Linked DNA regions of Homo sapiens: region 1 is linked to region 2. A link is an interaction called in ENCODE POLR2A ChIA-PET data of the cell type or tissue named here. Cell type or tissue: endothelial cell of umbilical vein. All regions are shown on one strand. Each heading gives the region's core, and the rest is flanking DNA. Links, peaks and the distances in the headings are about the cores only. Region 1 overlaps LOC124904088 (a long non-coding RNA gene). Region 2 overlaps TRIT1 (tRNA isopentenyltransferase 1).

The links. ChIA-PET counts read pairs that join two places held together with the same protein. Peaks named below come from ENCODE experiments on the same cell type or tissue, not always from the same donor. Only the 100,000 strongest peaks of a DNase experiment are listed, where the experiment ranks them.
Region 1: POLR2A ChIA-PET joins it to region 2 with 5 read pairs; 2 of 35 experiments call an interaction of 5 or more read pairs at or near these places.

Annotation. Positions count from the first base shown.
Region 1 is chr1:39,057,720-39,068,672 of GRCh38, reverse strand. It overlaps LOC124904088 (a long non-coding RNA gene), which reads right to left. Exons shown (of 3, transcript XR_007065970.1): 3 at 6,800-6,832. Among named protein-coding and RNA genes, the nearest start is that of NDUFS5, 37 kb to the right of the region's middle. RefSeq lists a silencer at 3,219-3,511. In endothelial cell of umbilical vein, for the core only: no CTCF peak of the experiment used is centred there; a DNase peak (open chromatin) is centred at 4,802.
Region 2 is chr1:39,856,209-39,867,161 of GRCh38, reverse strand. TRIT1 (tRNA isopentenyltransferase 1) reads left to right here. Exons shown (of 11, transcript NM_017646.6): 2 at 9,745-9,885. Among named protein-coding and RNA genes, the nearest start is that of MYCL-AS1, 21 kb to the left of the region's middle. In endothelial cell of umbilical vein, for the core only: no CTCF peak of the experiment used is centred there; no DNase peak of the experiment used is centred there.

The sequences.
Region 1 (10,953 bases), core at 2,411-6,410, 800 kb after region 2:
AGCCTCGACCTCCCAGGCCCAAGTGATCCTCCCACCTCCCAAGGAGTTGGGACCATGGACATGTGCCACTACACTTGGCTAATTTTTTTATTTTTGTAGAGATGGGGTCTCCCTATGTTGCCCAAACTGGTCTTGAACTCCTGGGCTCAAGCGATGCTCCTGTCTTGGCCTCTCAAAGTGCTGGGATTACAGGCATTAGCCACTGCCCTCAACCAGAGCTACTATTTTATTTATTTATTTATTTATTTATTTATTTATTTATTTATTTATTTTGACATGGAGTCTCTCTCTGTCATCCAGACTGGAGTGCAGTGGAGCAATCTCGGCTCACTGCAACCTCCGTCTCCTGGGTTCAAGCGATTCTCCTGCCTCAGTCTCCCGAGTAGCTGGGATTACAGACACCCGCTACCACACCCAGCTAATTTTTGTATTTTCAGTAGAGACGGGGTTTTGTCATGTTGGCCACGCTGCTTTCAAACCCCTGACTTCAAGTGATCCACCCACCTTGACCTCCCAAAGTGCTAGGATTACAGGCATGAGCCACTGTCCCCGGCCCACATGTGTAATTTAAAATTTTCTAAAATTCACATTTAAAAAAGTAAAAGAGGCCAGGCACGGTGGCTCACGCCTGTAATCCCAGCACTTTGGGAGGCCAAGGCGGGTGGATCACGCGGTCAGGAGATTGAAACCATCCTGGCTAACATGGTGAAACCCCGTCTCTACTAAAAATACAAAAAATTAGCCGGGCATGGTGGCGGGTGCCTGTAGTCCCAGCTGCTCGGGAGGCTGAGGCAGCAGAGTGGCGTGAACCTGGGAGGCGGAGCTTGCAGTGAGCCGAGATCGCGCCACTGCACTCCAGCCTGGGTGACAGGGTGAGACTCTGTCTCAAGAAAAAAAAAAAAGAAAAAAGTAAAAGAGTTCAGCTCCTAAACTAGGAGTATATGTATAAAAAAGGAAAGATCAGTGGCTGCCAAGGAATGAGGGGAAAGAGGAATGAACAGGCAGAGCACAGACGATTTTCAGGGCAATGAAATTACACTGTATGATAGCATCATGGTGAATAGATATCGTTATGCATTTGCCAAAACCCATAGAATGCTTGACACTAAGAGGGAACCTTAACATTAACTATGAAGTTTGGATGGAAATGATCTGTCATTGACGGTAACAAATGTACCACTGTAGTGTGGGATGCTGACAGTAGGAAGCTTGGGTGTTTATGAGGGCAGGATATGTATAAGAACTCTCAGCATATTCAGTCCTCACAACAACCCTATGTGTCCAACATATCCAAGATATTATCATCTCAAAATGTAACCAATATTTTAAAAATTTAAATAGTTTTGGCTGGGCACAGTGGCTCACGCCTGTAATCCCAGCACTTTGGGAGTCTGAGGAGGGCGGATCATGAGGTCAGGAGACGGAGACCATGCTGGCTAATGGTGAAACCCCATCTCTACTAAAAATACAAAAAATTAGCTGGGCGTGGTGGTGGGCACCTGTAGTCCCAGCTACTCGGGGGGCTGAGGCAGGAGAATGGCATGGACCCCGGAGGCGGAGCTGGCAGTGAGCCGAGATCAAGCCACTGCACTCCCGCCTGGGCGACAGAGCGAGACTCTGTCTCAAAAAAAAAAAAAAAAATTAAGTACTTTTTCATGAACAAAATTCTCAAAATCTGGTGTGCATTTTGGACAGCTGTAGTGGCTCACACCTGTAATCCCAGCACTTTGGGAGGCCGAGGAGGGCGGATCGCTTGAGGTCAGGAGTTCCAGGCCAGCCTGGCCAACATGGTGAAACCCCATCTCTACTATAAATACAAAAATTACGCCAGGCTCAGTGGCTTATGCCTGTAATCCCAGCACTTTGGGAGGCTGAGGCGGATGGATTACAAGGTCAGGAGTTTGAGACCAGCCTGCCCAATATGGTGAAACCCCATCTCTACTAAAAATACAAAAATTAGCTGGGCGTGATAGGGGGCGCCTGTAATCACAGTTACTCAGGAGGCTGAGGCAGGAGAATCACTTGAACCCAAGAGGCAGAGGTTGCAGTGAGCCAAGATCACGCCACTGCACTCCAGCCTGGGTGACAGAGCAAGAGTCTGTCTCAAAAAAAAATAAGAATAAAAATAAATAAATAAATAAATTCAAAAATTAGCTGGGCTTGGTGGCGCATGCCTGTAATCCCAGCTACTTGGGACGCTGAGGCTCGAGAATCTCTGGAACCCAGGAGGCAGAGGTTGCAGTGAGCCGAGACCTCACCACTGCACTCCCGCCTGGACGCCAGAGTGAGACCCTGTCTCAAAACAAACAAACAATGCTGCAACAAATCTTCTAAATGCGCTTTTTTGTTGTTGTTGTTTTGTTTTTTTACAAAGATTTCTTTTAGCTTTTTTTTCTCTACATGCATTTGCTATTATTTCTTTAGGTTCTATTTCTAGAAGTGGTCTTTGGCTACTTTAAATAGTAAATTTATCTAATGCTAAGTAGGTTGTTCTGGGGTGGGAAAGGCTCCCATTTAAGTATTTTATAATACCTACTGTCTTCAGCATGCAAAACAATCTCTTCTTAAATTTGAAAGTTCTCCTTCATTTAATAAATAGCAATGTATTCCCCTGAACGTACAGCATTACAATTCAACAGTGGCAAAGATTTTTGACTGGCTGCTGGGTTCAGTGAACTGTAAGGACTGAGAGTGTTAGAACGACACATAAAAGTGCAAACTCTCCAGCTCACAGTCTAACAGGGAAACAAGATAGGAACATAAACAATAATCCACATTATACAAAGAGAATTGCCCCTGGTCCAGACTTCTTACTCTGATGTCCTGGAGCACTTACTCTCTAGGATGGCAAGAATATAACCTAAGATTGGCTGGTTTTACATGTTTACTCTTTGGATCACAAAATGAGGAAACGGCTCCAGGTATGTTAGCAAGAGACAGTATAAATTATTCCATGGCTGGAGGCCAGAGTCTATTTCCTCTCCAAAAGCCCGCTGTGTACCTTCATTTAGTAAACATTTACCTGCTTCTATTCTATATCACATGTTGGGGAGGTGATGGAATCCTTGCATCGAAGTGCTCAGTAATATATATTGATTGATAAGGTATCAGGTAGCAAAAGGTACAATATTCTAGTGTTTGCCCTAGAAAACCTCGGCTGAAATTGATACATTTTGTTTGCTCCTCTTACTTTTGTTGTTGTTTTTATTTTAACTAAATTTTTTTTTTTTTTGAGACGGAGTATTGCTCTGTCGGCCAGGCTAGGGTGCAGTGGAGCGATCTTGGCTCACTGCAACCTCCGCCTTCTGGGTTCAGGCGATTCTCCTGCCTCAGCCTCCCAAGTAGCTGGGATTACAGGTGCCCCACCGTGCCTGGCTAATTTTTGTATAAAAAATTTTTTTTTACTGAGGTGTAATTTACATGCAAGAACATGCACCCACATTAACGGTCTAGTTGGATGAGTTTTGAGAGTTGTATTTACCCATGAAACATAGAACATATTCATCATCCCAAAAAGTTCCTTCTTTTTTTTTTTTCCTTTCAAGATAGAGTCTTGCTCTGTTCTCCAGGCTGGAGTGCAGTGGCATGATCTGGGCTCACTGCAACCTCCGCCTCCCGGGTTCAAGCAATTCTCCTGCCTCAGCCTCCTGAGTAGCTGGGATTACAGGCATGCGCCACCACCACACACGGCTAATTTTTGTATTTTTTTTTTTTTTTTTTTGAGACAGAGTCTCACTCTGTCACCAGGCTGGAGTGTAATGGCGCAATCTCGGCTTACTGCAACTTCTGACTTCCTGGTTTAAGCAATTCTCCTGCCTCAGCCTCCTGACTAGCTGGGATTACAGGCACACGCCACCACGCACAGCTAATTTTTTTGTATTTTTAGTAGAGACAGGGTTTCACCATGTTGGCCAGGATGGTCTCGGTCTCCTGACCTCGTGATCCGCCTGCCTTGGCCTCCCAAAGTGTTGGGATTACAGGTGTGAGCCACGGCACCCTGCCGAGTTTTTGTATTCTTAGTAGAGACGGGGTTTCACCACGTTGGCCAGGCTGGTCTCGAACTCTTGACCTCATGATCTGCCTCCCTCGGCCTCCCAAAGTGCTGGGATTACAGGTGTGAGCCACTGTGGCCTTTTTTTTTTTTGTCTTTTAAAGGGGATGGAGTCTGACTCTGTTGCACAGGCTGGAGTGCAGTGGTGTGATCTTGGCTCACTGCAACCTCCACCTCCCAGGTTCAAGCAATTCTCCTGCTTCAGCCTCCTGAGTAGCTGGGACTACAGGCGCGCCCCACCATGCCCAGTTAATTTTTTGTTTTTCAGTACAGATGGGGTTTCACCATATTGGCCAGGCTGGTCTCAAACTCCTGACCTTGTGATCCACCCGCCTCAGCCTCCCAAAGTGCTGGGATTATAGGCGTGAGCCACGGTGCCCGGTCTTTTTTTTTTTTTTTTTAAATAGAAATGGGTTCTCACTTTATTGCCCAGGCTGGTCTTGAACTCCTGGACTCAAACGATCCTCCCACCTGAACCTCCCAAAGTGCTGGAATTACACGCATGAGCGACTGCACCCAGCTCCCTTATTCAAATTAACTTTTGACTTCTTATTTTGAAATAATTGTAAATGCACAGGAAGTGCAAAGATAGTGCAGAAAAGTTCCACATAGCCTTCACCCAGTTTCCTCCGATGGCTGCCTCTTCCATAATTACAACACAATATCAAAAGCAGGAAATGTACTCTGGTCTGATATGAATACATAGTTCTACGTCATTTTATCACGTTTATATTCCTGTAAGCACCACTGCAACCAAGATAAATATATCACCACAAAGATCTCCCTTCTTTGTGCAGGGAGATATTCCTTTATAGTTACACTGTCCCCCACCATCCCTAACACCTGGCAAGCACTATTTTCCATCTTTATAATTTTGTCTTTTTAAGAATGTTTCGTAAGTGGAACTATACAGTATGTGACCTTTTCAGATGGCTTTTCTCACTCAGCCCTTGAGATCCAGCTAAGTTGCTGCTGTATCAAGTTTGTTCCTTTTTATTACTAAGTAGGATCCCATGGTATATTTGTTTCCTAGAACTGCCATAACCAATCACAACAAACTCGGTCTGTGGCTTAAAGCAACGGACATTTATTCTCTGATAGTTCTGGAAGCCAGAAGTCTGAAACCCAGGTGTCAGCGGGGCCATGCTCCCCCTGAAGCCTCGAGGGGAGAATGCTTCCTTGCTAGGTTCTGTTTTGTTGGTTCCAGCCATTCCTTGGCTTGTAAGGGCATCGCTCCAATCACATGGTCTTCCCTATGTCTGTGCCTTCTCCTCTCCTGTCTCTTAAAAGGACACTTATTGGCTGAGTGACGTGGCTCACCTTTGTAATCCCAGCACTTTGGGAGGAAAAGGCGGGAGGATCATTTGAGCCCAGGAGTTTGAGAACAGTCTGGGCAACATAGTGAGACCTGTCCCTACAAAAAATTTTTTAAAAAATTAGTCAAATGTTGGCTGGGCATGGTGGCCCACGCCTGTAATCCCAGCACTTTGGGAGGCTGAGGGCAGCGAATAATTTCTGGCCAGGAGTTCAAGACCAGCATGGCCAACATGGCAAAACCCCGTCTCTACTAAAAATACAAAAATTAGCCGGGCATGGTGGGGAACACCTGTAATCCCAGCTACTCGGGAGGCTGAGGCATGAGAATTGCTTGAACCTGGGAGGCGGAGGTTGCAATGAGCCCAGATAGCACCACTGGACTCCAGCCTGGATGTCAGGGAGACTTTGTCTCAAAAAAAAAAAAAAATTCAGCCAGGTGTGGTGGCAGATGCCTGTGGTCCCAGCAACAAGAGGATTGATTGCTTGGGGAAAAAAAGACACTTGTCATTGGATTTAGGGCCCACCCAGATAATCTAGGTTGATATCATCTCGAGATCCTTAACTTAATCACAGCTGCAAAGACCCTATTTTTAATTTTTTTTTTTTCGAGATGGAGTTTTGCTCTTGTTGCACAGGCTGGAGTGCAATGGCGCGATCTCGGCTCATCACAACCTTTGCCTCCTGGGTTCAAGTGATTCTCCTGCCCAGCCTGAGTAGCTGGGATTACAGGCATGTGCCATAACACCGGGCTAATTTTGTATTTTTAGTGGAGACGGGGTTTCTCCAAGTTGGTCAGGCTGGTCTCGAACTCCCGACCTCAGGTGATCTGCCCACCTAGGCCTCCCAAAGTGCTGGGATTACAAGCGTGAGCCACCGCGCCCGGCTTCAAAGACGCTATTTTCGAACGTCACATTCATAGGTTCAGGAGTTAATATATGTACATGTCTTTTGGGGGGCTCCCATTTAACTCGATACATGTGATATGGATATATCATGGTTTATTTAGCCATTCATCTATTTGATGGTCATTTTGGTTGTTTCCAGGTTTTGGCTATTACAAATAAATGTGTTATGAAAAATCATGTACAGGCTTTCGTGTGAACATAAGTTTTCATTTATCTGGGATAAATGCCAAGTAGGAAAATTTCTGGGTCATATGGTAAGGGAATGTTTAGTGTTTAAAGCAAATAGTAGGGCCGGGCATGGTGATTCATGCCTGTAATCCCAGCACACTGGGAGGCCAAGGCAGGAGGATCATTTGAGCTCAGGAGTTCAAGACCAGCCTGGGCAACGTAATTAGGCCCTATGTGTACAAAAATTAAAAATTAAAAAATTAGCCAGACTTTGGGGTGCACACCTGTAGTCCCAGCTACTCGGTGGGGTGAGGTGGAAGGATTGCTGGAGCCCAGGAGTTGGAGGCTGCAGTAAGCTATGATGGCACCAGTGCACTCCAAGTTTTTGTCTCTTAAAAATAAATAAATGAAAATACAAAATTAGCTTACAGAGTGGCTATTCCATTTTACATTCCCAACAGTAATGTATGAAAGATTCAATTGTTGGCCGGGCATGGTGGCTCACGCCTGTAATACCAGCACTTTGGAAGGCTGAGGCGGGCAGATCACGAGGTCATGAGTTCGAGACCAGCCTGGCCAATATGGTGAAACCCATCTCTACTAAAAATACAAAAATTAGCCAAGTGTGGTGGCGCATGCCTGTAATCCCAGCTAGTTGGGAGGCTGAGGCAGGAGAATTGCTTCAACCCAGGAGGCGGAGGTTGCAGTGAGCCAAGATCGTGCCACTGCACTCCAGCCTGGGTGACAGAGCAAGACTCTATCTCAGAAAAAAAAAAAAAAAAAAAAAGATTCAATTGTCCACATCCTCTAGCATGTGGTATTCTGTTTTATTATTTTTTTTATTTTATTATTATTTTTTGAGACAGAGTCTCACTCTGTCACCCCGGCTGCAGTACAGTGTCATGATCTCGGCTCACTGCAGCCTCCACCTCCCAGGTTCAAGCAATTCTCCTATCTCAGCCTCCCAAGTAGCTGGTATTACAGGTGTGCACCACCATCATGCCAAGCTAATTTTTGTATTTTTAGTAGAGACAGGGTTTCACTATGTTGGCCAGACTGGTCTCCAACTCCTGGACTCAAGTGATCTGCCTGCCTCAGCCTCCCAAAGTGCTGGGATTACAGGCACGAGCCACCACGCCTGGCCCTATTTTTTTATTTTAGCTATTCTCACAAGTATGTAATGGTATCTCATCATGGTCTTAATTTTCCTAATGGATAGTTATGTTAACATTCTTTCACGTGTTTATTTGCCTTCTGTATATTCTCTTTGGGGAAATATCTTAAGTTTTTTTTTTTTTTGCACATTTTCTAATGGGATTATCTGGTGTTTTTCTTACTGTTGAGATTTGAGTGTTTTGTTTTGTTTTGTTTTGTTGTTTTTTTTTTGAGACAGAGTCTTGCTCTGCCACCCAGGCTGGACTGGAATGCAGTGGCTCTCGCTGCAAGCTCCGCCTCCCAGATTCATGTCATTCTCCCGCCTCAGCCTCCTGAGTAGCTGGGACCACAAGCACCTGCCACCACACCCAGCTAATTTTTTTGTATTTTTAGTAGAGATGGGGTTTCACCGTGTTAGCCAGGATGGTCTCAATCTCCTGACCTCGTGATCCGCCCGCCTCGGCCTCCCAAAATGCTGGGATTCCAGGCCTGAGCCACCACGCCCAACCTTTTTTTTTTTTTTTTTTTTTGAGACAGAGTCTAGCTCTGTAGCCCAGGCTGGAGTGCAGTGGTGCAATCTCGGCTCCCTGCAACCTCTGCCTCCTGGGTTCAGGTGATTCTCGTGCCTCAGCCTCTTGAATAGCTGGGATTACAGGCATGCACAACCGTGCCCAGCTAATTTTTGTATTTTTAGCAGAGATTGGGTTTTACCATATTGGCCAGGCTGGTCTCAAACTCCCGGCCTCAAGTGATCTGCCTGCCTTGGCCTCCCAATGTGCTGGTATTACAGGAGTGAGCCACAATGCCCGGCCTTGAGTGTTCTTTATATATATTCTAAATATAAGTCCTTTGTCAGATATATGGTTTGCAAATATTTTCTCTCACTTTGTAGTTTGTCTTTTCATCCTCTTAATGGGGTCTTTCACAGAGCAAAAGTTTGTAATTTTGATGAAGTCCAATTATGTATATATTTTTTCTTTTATGGTTCTTGCTTTTGGCATCATGTCTGAGAACTTTTCCCTGAGCCCTGGGGAAAGACTCCTAGGTCCTGATGATTTTCTTCTATCTTGTCTTCTAAACATCTTATAACTTTACAGTTTACATTTAAACCTGTTCCATTTTAAGTTAATTTTTGTATAAGGCATGAGGTTTAGGTTGGTTGCTTTTTTTTTTAATGGTCACTTTTACATTTTTATTTTACTTTTTTTTTTTTTCAGCAGCATTCATGCAACCTCTGCCTCCTGGGTTCAAATGATTCTTGTACCTCAGCCTCAAGAATAGCTGGGATTACAGTTGCATGCCACCATATCTGGCTAATTTTTTTGTATTTTTAGCAGAGATGGGGTATTGTCATGTTGGTCAGGCTGGTCTTGGACTCCTGGCCTCAAGTGATCCGCCTGTCTCAGCCTCCCAAAGTGCTAGGATTACAAGCATGAGCCGCTGCACCCAGCCTAGATCTCTGTATTCATCAGAACTAAGGCAATTAAAGGAATTGTCTTATTGTGGGGGCTGGCAAATCTGAATCTGCAGAACTGGCCAGCAAGCTAAAGACCCAGGGAAGAGTTGATGTTGCAGTTCAAGTCTGAACAAGTCTGAAGGCAGTCTAGATGCAGAATTATTGCTTCCTTGGTGGCTCTCCATCTTTTCCATCTTTTATAATTTTTTTTTTTTAACAGAATCTTGCTCTGTTATCCAGGCTGGAGTGCAGTGGTACGATCTTGGCTCACTGCACCCTCCGCCTCCCGGGTTCAAGTGATTCTCCTGCCTCAGCCTCCCAAGTAGCTGGGACTACAGGCGCCCGCCACCACACTTGGCTAATTTTTTGTATTTTTAGTAGAGAGGGTGTTTCACCGTGTTAGCCAGGATGGTCTCGATCTCCTGACCGCATGATCCACCTGCCTCGGCCTCCCAAAGTGCTGGGATTACAGGCGTGAGCCACCGCGCCTGGGCCAGACTCAATATTTCAAATAAAACTCTAGGTTTACTAAAAACAGTGTGATGGGCAGCCAGAACTTCTGCTTCTAGGCAGGCTGTATCAGATCACAGAAAGCCAATTTCTGTGGAGTTGTTTTTTGTTTTTTCCTATGAACATCAATTTGCTTCAGTACCATTTGTTGACAAAACTATCCTTCCTCCACTGTATTGCATGGGGTATTTCTGGGTCCTCTATTGTCTTCCATTGATTGATGTGTCTTTCCATCCACCAATACCCCACAGTCATAATTACTATAGCTGTATTCTTGAAATTAGGCAGTGATTCCTCCCACTTTAATCTTCTTTTTTTTTTTTTTTTGAGATGGAGTCTCGCTCTGTCGCCCAGGCTGGTGTGCAATGGTGCAGTCTCGGTTCACTGCAACCTCCACCTCCCCGGTTCAAGCTATTCTCCTGCCTCAGCCTCCTAAGTAGCTGGGATTACAGGTGCACGCCACCATGCCGGGCTAATTTTTTTATTTTTAGTAGAGATGGGGTTTCACCATGTTGGTCAGGCTGGTCTTGAACTCCTGACCTCGTGATCTGCCTGCCTCAGCCTCCCAAAGTGCTGGGATTACAGGCGTGAGCCACCATGCCCAGCCTTTTTAATTTTTTTATTTTTGAGATGGAATCTCGCTCTTGTTGCCCAGGCTGGAGTGCATGGAGTGCAATGGCACGACCTCAGCTCACTGCAACCTCTGCTTCCCAGATTCAAGCAACTCTCCTGCCTCAGCCTACCGAGTAGCTGGAATTACAGGCACCTGCCATCACACCTGGCTAATTTTTTGTATTTTTAGTAGAGATGGTGGTTCACCATGTTGGCCAAGCTGGTCTCAAACTCCTGAAGTGATCCACCCGCCTCAGCCTCCCAAAGTGCTGGGATTACAGGCGTGAGCCACTGCGCCCGGCTTAATCTTCTTTTTAAAAATATATTTTAGGCCACGTGTGGTAGTGCACGCCTGTAGTCCCAGTACTTTGGGAGGCCAAGTTGGGACAATTGCTTGAGCTCAGGAGTTCAAGACCAGCCTGGGCAACATGGCAAAACCCCGTCTCTACAAAAAATTGAAAAATTAGCTGGGTGTGGTGGCACATGTCTACAGTTGAAGCTACTCGGGAGGCTGCAGTGGGCCAAGATTGTGCCACTGCACTCCAGCCTGGGTGACAGAGCAAGACCTTGTCTCAAAAAAAGTTTTTTTAATGAAAATTATTTTATGCTGGGCACAGTGGCTCATGCCTGTAATCCTAGCACTTTGGGAGGCTGAGGTGGGAGGATTGCTTGAGTCCAGGAATTCAAGCACCCTGGGCAACACAGGAAGGCCTTGTCTGTATAAAAAATAATTTTTAAAAATTAGCTGGGCCTGGGCCGGGCTCGGTGGCTCACGCCTG
Region 2 (10,953 bases), core at 4,203-8,202:
AAAAAACAAAAGAAGAAAACTATGGCCTTATATGATTCTGGTCCCTTTTCCCTTAAAGAGAAGAGCCGTAGGAAAGAATAAAAGCCATAATCTGCACTATAAATTCCAAACCATGAGTCTCATCACACTGACTCAACAGATCAGGCACAGATTCTCCTGCTTTTTTATTTTATTTTTTGAGACAGTGTCTCACTTCAGGCTGGAGTGCAGTGGTGCAATCATGGCTCACAGCAGCCCTGACCTCCTGGCTCAAGCAGTCCTCCCACCTCAGTCTCCTGAGCAGCTAGAACTATAGGCACGTGCCACCATGCCTGGCTGATTAAAACTGTTTTTTTGTTTTTGTTTTGTTTTTTTTGTAGACATGGGGTCTTTGTGTTGCCTAGGCTGGTTTCAAACTCCTGAGCTCAAGCGATCCTCCTATCTTGGCCTCCCAAGGTGTTGGGATTACAGGTGTGAGCCACTGTGCCTGGCCTTCTCCTGCTTTCTGAGCATCTTAATGTGTCCAGTTTATTCAGCATATCTACAGTTGAATTTCTGCCAGAGTTGAAAAGAGTAATTGCCTTGATGTTCCTGCAGCAAACTTATTAGTCCTAACCTACTGAAGTTATGTTTAAAAAAAGTTTTCTTTTAATTAAAAAAGTAAAGTGAGTCAAGAAATCAGCCTTTCCCGTACTCTTCAACATCTCTTCAGTTGAATTTGTCTAAAGGAAAATCAACTTCCCAGTGAGTGTCAACATCTTTAAGAAAATAATTTTTCCTTTCATCTACCTATGCTAAAACTATCTTTTCTCCCGAAGCTTGGACTATTAAAACTAGAAGAAATTAGCTGGGCGTGGTGACAGGTGCCTATAATCCCAGCTACTTGGGAGGCTCAGATAGGAGAATCGCTTGAACCTGGGAGGGGGAGGTTGCAGTGAGCCAAAATCATGCCACTGCACTCTAGCCTGGGAGACAGAGACTCTGTCTAAAAAAAAGAACTAGAAGAGATGTTAGATGTGAGAAACTTGAGGTTCCAGAAGAAAAACTTGACCTTCCTCCTTCCTTCCTTCCTTCCTTCCTTCCTTCCTTTCTTCTTTCCTTCCCTCCCTCCCTCTCTCCCTCTTCCCTTTCTTTTCTTTTTCTTTTCTTTTCTTTTCTTTCTTTTCTTTTCCTTCCCTTTCTTTCCTCCCTTTCTTTCTTTTCCTTTTCCTTCTTTCTTTCCTTTTCTTCTTTTCTTTCTTTTTCCTTTCATTCCTTCCCTCCCTTCCTTCCTTTCTTTTTCTTTTCTTTCCTTTATCACTCTCTTCTTTCCTTTATCACTCTCTTCTTTCCTTTCTTTCTTGTCTCGTTGTGCTGCCCAGGCTGGAGTGTAGTGGTGCAATTATGGCCCACTGCAGCTCACCCTCTTGGGCTCAAATGACCCTCCCATCTTAGCCTCCTGAGTAGTTGGGACTACAGGTGCACACCACCATGCCTGACTAATTTTCTTTTCTTTTTTTTTTTTTTTTTTTGTAGAGACAGAGTCTCACAATGTTGCCCAGCTGGTCTCAAACTTTGGGCTCCAGTGATCTGCCTGCCTCAGCCACCCACGGTGCTGGGATTACAGGCGTGAGCCACCATGCCTGATGAGAATCCTTACTGTTAACCACTTTTCTATATGCTATGTGCCTCTCAATGATGGAATGTCCACTAGACAGTTGAATATACAGGTCTGGCACCACAAAAAGAGAACTAGATTGTGGATATGGATTTTGGGAGTTATCAGCACAACAGTGGTTGTAGAAGCCATGGGTGTCACCCAGAGAAAGTTCATAATACAAAAAGGCAGATGGATGCCATAAAGACTGCCATTTCTCAATATTGTTTCCTGACAGATACTGCTAATAGATCAGTGGCTGGCCTCAGTAAAGTAGATGGAGGAAGGCCTAGTGGGATAGGAAGAAAAACCTGGAAAGAATGGTGCCCTTGAAGCCCCAAAGGGGAGTGATTATGAAGGGGAGAGAGCTCAATAGTATCAGATTGTTGCTTTTTCCATTACTTGCTTTGAGAGCTTAGTAGAAAAGTGTTATATTTGGCAGTCAGTGTTCATTAATGATCTCAGTAAGATATCCATAGGGCAGTGGAGGGCAGCAAGCAGTGATTATATTGAGCCATAATCCAAGGTTGTGGTTTTCAAGGCAGGTGTAATCCATTGAGGCAAGAAAGTGATTGAAGGACTTTAGGATCTAATTTGAAATGGGAAGGACATAAGTGAAAAGGTGGAAGATAACTTGCAGGGAAGGAACCAAACCAGGGGGCAGCTTTTCCTTTTGCTTGTAGACAGCTATGTTGGGACATCACAGCCAGCACTCAGAGCTCTGGGATCTGCCCACTGCCACGGACACTGCTGCTGATTAGCACACTCAGGGCCACCCTACAGCAAGGCAGCCCAAAAGGATGGAGCCTTAAAAGGATGGGATCTTTGGCTGTACACGTAAAAAACTGGGGGGAGTATCTGCAAGGTGAAATTTCTTTAGATCGGGGTTTCTCAATTTCAGGACTGTTGACATTTTGGGGCCGGATAATTTTTTTTTTTTTTTTTTTTTGAGACAGAGTCTCGCTCTGTCAGTGCAGTGGCGCAATCTTGGCTCACTGCAAGCTCCGCCTCCCGGGTTCACACCATTCTCCTGCCTCAGCCTCCCGAGTAGCTAGGACTACAGGCGCCTGCCACCACGCCCGGCTAATGTTTTGTATTTTTAGTAGAGATGGGGTTTCACTGTGTTAGCCAGGATGGTCTCGATCTCCTGACCTCGTGATCCACCTGCCTCAGCCTCCCAAAGTGCTGGGATTACAGGTATGAGCCACCGCGCCTGGCCTGGGGATGGATAATTCTTTGTGTTTGGGGCTGAAGGCTAGACCAGAGTGCATCATTGGATGTGTAGCAGCATCCTTGGCCTCTACCCTCTAAATGCTAGTAGCACCCCCAGCCCTGCAGTTGTGACAATCAAAAATGTTTCTGGCTGGGTGCAGTGGCTCATACCTGTAATCCCAGCACTCTGGGAGACCGAGGCTGGCAGATCACCTGAGGTCAGGAGTTCGAGACCAGCCTGGCCAACATAGCAAAACCCCGTCTCTACTACAAGCACTAGCCAGGCGTGGTGGCAGGTACCTATAATCCCAGCTACTTGGGAGGCTGAGGCAGGAGAATTGCTTGAACCTGGGAGGTGGAGGTTGCCGTGAGCTGAGATCACACCACTGCACCCCAGCCTGGACATTGCCAGATGTCTCCCAGTGAACAAAATCACTTGAATTGAGAACCATGGGTCTGGATTCTGCTGGTTTTCTTCTTCTAGTTCTCTGTTATGGATTTCTTTTTTTGTTTTTTGTTTTTTCCATATCTTTTGTTGTTGTTGTTGTTTATAGTTTTTTTTTCATATCTCTTTTTTTTTTTCTCTGTTGTAGATTTCTTTTACCTTCATTAGTTCCTCCAGGCATTTCAGCTCTGTTGATTTGGAGAGTTCAGGTTATTTCAGCGTTGTACCATTTTTACAAATTTTTTTTTTCAGTGTGGAAATAAACCATCAATAGAGGTGCAACAAAGTGGTATATTTTTCTATAATGCCCAATTTAATGCCTAGAACATTAAATGTTTAGTGGTTATACACTCTTGTATCATGTATCTTCTTTAATTACAGCTATTTGTGTCTAACTTGGACTCTGAGGACTAGGACTCTTTTTTTTTAAGAGACAGGGTCTTGCTCTGTTGCCCAGGCTGGAGTGCAGGGGCACCTTTTTAGCTCACTATAGCCTTGGACTCCTGGGCCTAAGCAGTCCTCCTGCCTCAGCCTCCCAAGTAGCCGGGAGGCACGTGCCACCACACCCAACTAATTTTTAAATTTTTGGTAGAGATGGAGTCTCACTATATTGGCCGGGCTGGTCTTGAACTCCTGGTCTCAAGTGATCCTCCTACTCAGCCTTCTAACGTGCTGGGATTATAGGTGTGAGCCACCATGCCCGTCCATGGGACTTTCTTAATCTTCTTTTCATAACTAACATGTTGCAGTATACCTAACACATAGTAGACGCTTAGTAAATGTTTGTAGAGATAAGTCAATTATGTTAGATAATTGATGAAGTGGATTAAACCTGGAATTTTTCAGAATATTTCAGTCATCAGGCCTTACAAAGAAGCCAGTTGTCCCTTAGTTGTCAAAATATGGTTTGTGCAGAGAAAAGCATTTCATTCCAAATCATTTCCATGCACACAGATCACAAGTATCCTTTGGGAGAAGGGGAAATGGAGCAGAGTGGCATGCTGTCTTTGAAAGATAACACAGATCCTTTTGGCTCTTCCCAGCATTCAGGCTGATTGTAGGTAGAGTGATGCTGAAACTGTAATTGAAGCTGAAAAATAGGGTAAGTGTAAGAGATTCAGCTACAAATCTCACATGTGAATGTTTTCTAGGCTGGTAATAAAATAATAAGCCTGATTGTGGCATTTAGAGCATGGATGTGACCTAAACCTCTGGACCAAATGTGATACTTACAAAATTGATTAATTTCTAAGTTTGTTTAGATATTTATGCCTGGTACAAATGTGAAAAATGTTGTGTTTTTGCTTCTTAACTGTGCAGTATGATTTTATTTGATAAATAAAGGATACCCATAAAAACACATAATTAATAACTGTACAGCTCAATACAATAATAAAAAGTTAAAATATCTGTGTAACCACAACTCAACTGAATTTCAATTCAAGAAACGGAATATCACAAGAAATAGAACATTACCAGCTCTTAATAATTTTGAAAATTTTATTTCATTGCTGCTATTCACTAGTTTCTTATTGTGCCTAAAAGCTATCATCCAAGTCTTTTTTTTTTTTTTTTTAAATTGTGATATAACATTGACCATTAACCATTTCGGTGGCCATTTTAGCCATTTCAGTATTTCAGTGGCATTAAGTACAATAGCATTGTTCTGCAACCATTACTACCTTCCATCTCAATAGGTTTTTATTTTCTTAAAATGAAACTCTGTACCAGTTAAACAATAAATCCCTATTTTCCCCTCTCCCCAGCTCCTCGTAACTAATATTCTACTTTGTGTCTCTATGAATTTGACTACTCTAGGTACTTCATATACATGAGATCGTACAGTGTTTGTCCTTTTGTGATTGGCTTATTTAACTTAGCATAGTATGTTCAAGGTTATCCATGTTGTAGGATGTGTGATAATTTCATGCCTTTCTTTTTTTCTTTTTCTTTTTTTTTTTTTTTTGAGACAGAGCCTTGCTCTCTTGCCCAGGCTGGAGCGCAGTGGTGCGATCTCAGCTCACTGCAACCTCTGCCTCCTAGGTTCAAGCAATTCTTCTGTCTCAGCCTCCTGAGTAGCTGGGATTACAGGTGCCTGCTACCACGCCTGGCTAATTTTTATATTTTTAGTAGAGATAGGGTTTCACCATATTGGTCAGGCTGGTCTCGAACTCCTGACCTCAGGTGATCCATCCACCTCAGTCTCCCAAAGTGCTGGGATTATAGGCACGACCCACCGCCCGGCCAACTTCCTGCCTTTCTTAAGGCTGAATAATACTCATTTGTATGCGTAGACCACATTTTGTTTGTCTGTTTATCTGTGGATGGATACTTGAATTACTTCATCTTTTGGCTATTGTGAATAATGCTGCTGTGAACATGGATGTGTAAATATCTGTTTAACACCCTGCTTTCAATTCTTTTGGGTATGTACCTGAAGTGGAATTGCTAAGTTGTATGTTAATTCTGTTTTATTTTTTGAGGAACTGCCATATTGTTTTTCTTCCAGTTTTTGTTGTTGTTGTTGTTTTTAAGTTCTAGAGATCGGGTCTCGTTATGTTGCCTAGGTTGATTTTGAACTCCTGGGTCTGCCTCAGTCTTCCAAAATGTTGGGATTACAGGCATGAGCCACCTTGCCCTTCCCGAAACTGCCATATTGTTTTCCGTAATAGCTGCATCATCTTACATGCCCCTCATCAATGCACAAGGGTTCCAGTTTCTCTACATCCTTGCCAACATTTGCTATTATCTGTTTCTTTTTTCTTTTTCTAATAGCCATTATAATGAGTGTGAAGTACATCCATGTCTTTTTTGAGACAGAGTCTTGCTCCGTCGCCCAGGCTAGAGTGCAGTGGCACCATCTCAGCTCACTGCAACTTCTGCCGTCCGGGTTCAAGCGATTCTCCTGCCTCAGCCCCTGAGTAGCTGAGATTACAGGCGTGCGCCACCACGCCTGGCTGATTTTTGTATTTTTAATAGAGACGGGGTTTCACCATGTTGGTCAGGCTGGTCTTGAACTCCTGATCTCATGATCTGCCTGCCTCGGCCTCCCAGAGTGCTGGAATTACAGATGTGAGCCACTGCACGCGGCTTTTTTAAAATAAACTTTTTGTCATGGAAATTTCCCAACATATAAAGAAAGAAGGGCAAATAATGAAATGAACTACCCATATATCCATCACCTAGAGTCGATAATTATGAACACTTGGCCAATCTTGTTTCACTTAGAGTTTGTCTCTCCTTTCCCTATTGTTGCAATGCAGGTCACAGTCATATACTTTCATTTATTGTACTTTAATGTACTGTGGTACAGGTTGAGTATCCATTATGCAAAATGCTTGGGACCAGAAGTGTTTTGGTTTCCTAGTTTTTTCTGATTTTGTAATATTTGCATTATATTTACCAATTGAGCATCCCAAATCTGAAAATCTAAAATCCAAAATACTCCAGTGAGCGTTTCCTCCGAGTTGTGTGTTTGGTGCTCAGAAGTTTTCAGTTTTAGATTTAGTTAACGACTATAAAACATACCCATAAAACCATATTATATGTAAATCAGATGTCTAGTCTGTATCACCCACATCTTTATGACCCATTTCTTTTAATCTGAATGTGTAAGAGGCAAAGAGTTAACAGACTACCCAAAGATGACAATTTATATTAGTAACCAAGATTTAGTACTTTTATGAGTTACAGTTTTTGTTAACTATGAGTAAGAGCTCTGCTTTCTTTAAACCATTAATACTCTTTTCTTCTTCCTGATATTTGGTGGCATTTGTATTATCTATCATAAGCAGTACCATAGGCCACTTCCTTTAGTAAATAAGGTGAGCTAGCTCTGGGTTACCTTCTGTTTGAATTATATTTATGTGTCCGTTTGTTTAAGCTCACCATTTTAAGGGCCTCTAGAAGATACACCTAAAGGCAGATTACAGGAAGAAATTTTATCTAGCCTTCTAGGGTTTCTGATAGAAGGTGCTGGTAGAGATATTTACATTTTGTCCTTGTTGGAGGTGTGGGTAATTGTACATTTGCAGCTATGCATTTGACACTGATTAACATTAATCTCAGTGTAAAAATTTAGAATCCTTTTTACTGTAACATACTTAACAGGATTTAGAAATCCTCTACTAGCAAAATCAAGTTGTTGCTATGTGAGCTCTTTAAAATGGGATCATTTGGAATTCTAAGCTACAGCAGAGCCAACCAAGGGCTGTGAGAAAAAGAGAGAGAGAGAGGAATAAACAGTTATTATTAACTCTTTTCCTCCCTTTAGTTTTCTTTTCTTTCTTTCTTTCTTTTTTTTTTTTGAGACAAAGTCTGGCTCTATTGCCCAGGCTGGAGTGCAGTGGTATGATCTCGGCTCGCTGCAGCCTCCGCCTTCCAGGCACAAGGATCCTCCCACCTCAGCCTCCCCAGTAGCGGAACTACAGGTGTGTGTCACCACACCTGGCTAATTTTTCATTTTTTATAGAGCCGCAGTTTAGCCATGTCTCCCAGGCTGGTCTTGAACTCATGAGCTCAAGTGATCCACCCACCTCAGCCTCCCAAAGTGCTAGGATTACAGGTGTGAGTCTCCGCACCTGGCCTCTTTCGTTTTTTTTTTTTTTTTTTTTTTTTTTTTTTTTTTTTGAGACGGAGTCGAGTCTCACTCTGTTGCCCAGGCTGGAACGCAATGGCGTGATCTTGGCTCACTGCAACCTCTGCCTCCTGGGTTCAAGCGATTCTCCTGCCTCAGCCTCCTGAGTATAGCTAGGATTATAGGCACACGCCACGACACCCAGCTAATTTTTTGTGTATTTTTAGTAGAGATGGGGTTTCATCATGTTGGTCAGGCTGGTCTCGAACTCCTGACATCGTGATCCGCCTGCCTTGGCCTTTCAAAGTGCTGGGATTACCGGCATGAACCACTGCGTCCGGCCTCCCCTTTAGTTTTCTTAATGTGCATAGAAGACACCAGTGTATAATAACCATATGACCTTGTATAACATTAGAAGGAAGTCTTGTTCAAGATACACAGAAAAGAATACTCTATGATTTATGATTCCATTAATTTTCAGGTATGAGAATGTGAGTCTGCTGTCAGGCACAAATTAAATGAGTTAAAAAGGCAGAGTTGATGCTTTCCTTATGGCTCTTATTTACATTATTTTTTATTTATATGCTGTTTTACTGTTTACCGATTTTATTTCATTGAAGATAGCTTATATCCTTGCTTGGTAAATGACCTCAGTCACTAAGAGCATAGAGCCTTCTGAGTATTAAACAGTAACACTAAAATTATTTCCCTTTCTCCTTTAGTTATTGTGATAGTAGTAGTGATAATGATAGCAATTAGGTAATAGTGACCCTCAATGTGGCCCTTAAAATGTGCCAGGCAAAAACTAAGTGCTTTTTAGTAGTAACTCATTTAATCCCCACAACAACCCTATGAGGTAGATATTATTATTTTCATTTTACTGATGAGAGATTGAGGCCCAGAGAGGTTAGTAACTGACTTCTTCAACTACGAATAACTAGTAAGTGGTAGAGCTAGGAAATGAGCTGAGGCAGCCTGGCGCCAGGGTCTTTCCTCCTAACCATTACACTGTACTGTACTTATTTGACACCCGTGTAAGTAAAGGGAAACGTGAGATAAAAATGCTTTTAACATCTTTGTGGGCTCTACGGAACTTATTATTTGTTCATTCAGTGCTCCCTGTAGAATCAGTGATTACAGAGAACATTTAATCTCAAAGTATTCATCCCTATTTTCAAACTGGTATTTTCAGATCTGTTCTTGGAGACCTTGCATTTAGAAAAAGTACACTTGAACTTTTTAGTCGAATTGGCAGATCAAGAGCTCACAGACAGGATATTGCCTTTGAGTATTTAGATTGTCCTTGCTGACCCCTGAAGCAGTAATTTTGATAGATCACAATGTTTCCACTAGAGTACAGCAGTATTAGGGGTTCTGACTTCAAAGTGTGTATGTGTATGTTTTATATGTATTTTTGTAGACTCCTTCTCCACAAATGGAACCAATCTTACACAAATTCTGAAAACCTTTTAGAGCTATTTAAATCCAAGAAATACCTAAGCATTTTGAAGTAGAACTATGAGCAATGAATGCAAATGTTACCTTTCTGGAGTCTTGTGATAAGTAAAACAACCTGCCCAATTTTCAGTGCTTTAAAGTTCTGGCCATGCAGAATTCGTTTTTACTAATTCTGGGCATGTATTTACATATCCTTCTTACCTTTAAATCTGAGCTAATAGCTACTATTTGATAAGAAAACCAATGCTGTATTTTCTTCTTTCTTTGTTTTGGGTTTCGTGGATCTGGCTGTGCTGTTTGTTAGAATACATCTACCCTGGTGCTTTGGGTCAGTGAAGTGTTTGGCAGGAGGGAGAAATAGATCAAAATTTCTATTCATTAAGTATGCATCTTTTATGGAGGTGGTTGACTTTCTCATGTTAATTTTCTTTCCCCTAGGTCTATGAAGGCCTAGACATCATCACCAACAAGGTTTCTGCCCAAGAGCAGAGAATCTGCCGGCACCACATGATCAGCTTTGTGGATCCTCTTGTGACCAATTACACAGTGGTGGACTTCAGAAATAGAGCAACTGCTCTGATATCCTTAGGAAAGGCAGCAGCTGGGTTTGGTGGGTGAAAGCAGCCCAAGCCAAGAGAGAAGTTTTCTTTCTAGTGGCAATTTCTTCTCAGAAGGGGCACCCAAGGCCTAAATACTGATGGATGCCATCCCCATCAGACTATGGACTGAAAGATACAGTGTCTTTGTCACCCAAATTCTTGTCCTTAGACTGTGGCATCATCATTCTCTGGGAACTTGTTAGAAATGCTGATTCTTGGGCCCCACTCCAGACCTACTGAATTAGAATCTGCATTATAACGGGAGTCCCCAGTGATTTATATACACATTAAAATTTGAGAAGCACTGTTTTAGTGATAAGAACACCAATTTAAGAATCAGAAAATTTGTGTTACAGTCCTAGAACTGCCTTTTTTACCATGTGAATTTTACTGGGTAAAGCATTTCCTTAACCCCACTGAGCTTCGGTTTTCTATCCTTTAAATGGAGATACGAAGTTAATCTATAAATATAATGGAGTTATAGTTAGAATTTCAAAGGGGTTGTTAGATGGGAGAGGACTGGAAAATATAGTTCTGGGTAAAACCAAGAAATTTTTGCAAAAAGAATAATATAAGGGGGATTGCCCTTATGTCTTAACATGCAGACTGCCTTTAGTATCTGGATTGCTATATATTAAAAGATTGAAAAGTCATAATAATTATAATAGCATGGAACTTATTTAGTACTAGATATATTTGTGGCACAGAATAGAAAACCCAGATATAGATTCAAATGGAGGTACGTGAATTTTTTTTTTTTTTTTTTTTTCTCCTAGAGACAGTCTCACTCTGTTGCCTAGGTTGGAGTGCAGTGGCACCGTCATGGCTCATTGCCACCTTGACCTCCTGGGCTCAGGTGATCCTCCCACCTCAGCGTCCTAAATATCTGGGACTACAGGTGCTTACCACCACACCCAGCTGATTATTTTCATTTTATTATTATTATTTTTTGAGACGGAGTCTTGCTCTGTCACCCAGGCTAGAGTGCAATAGCGCGATCTTGGCTCACTGCAATCTCCGCCTCCCAGGTTTAAGTGATTCCCCTGCC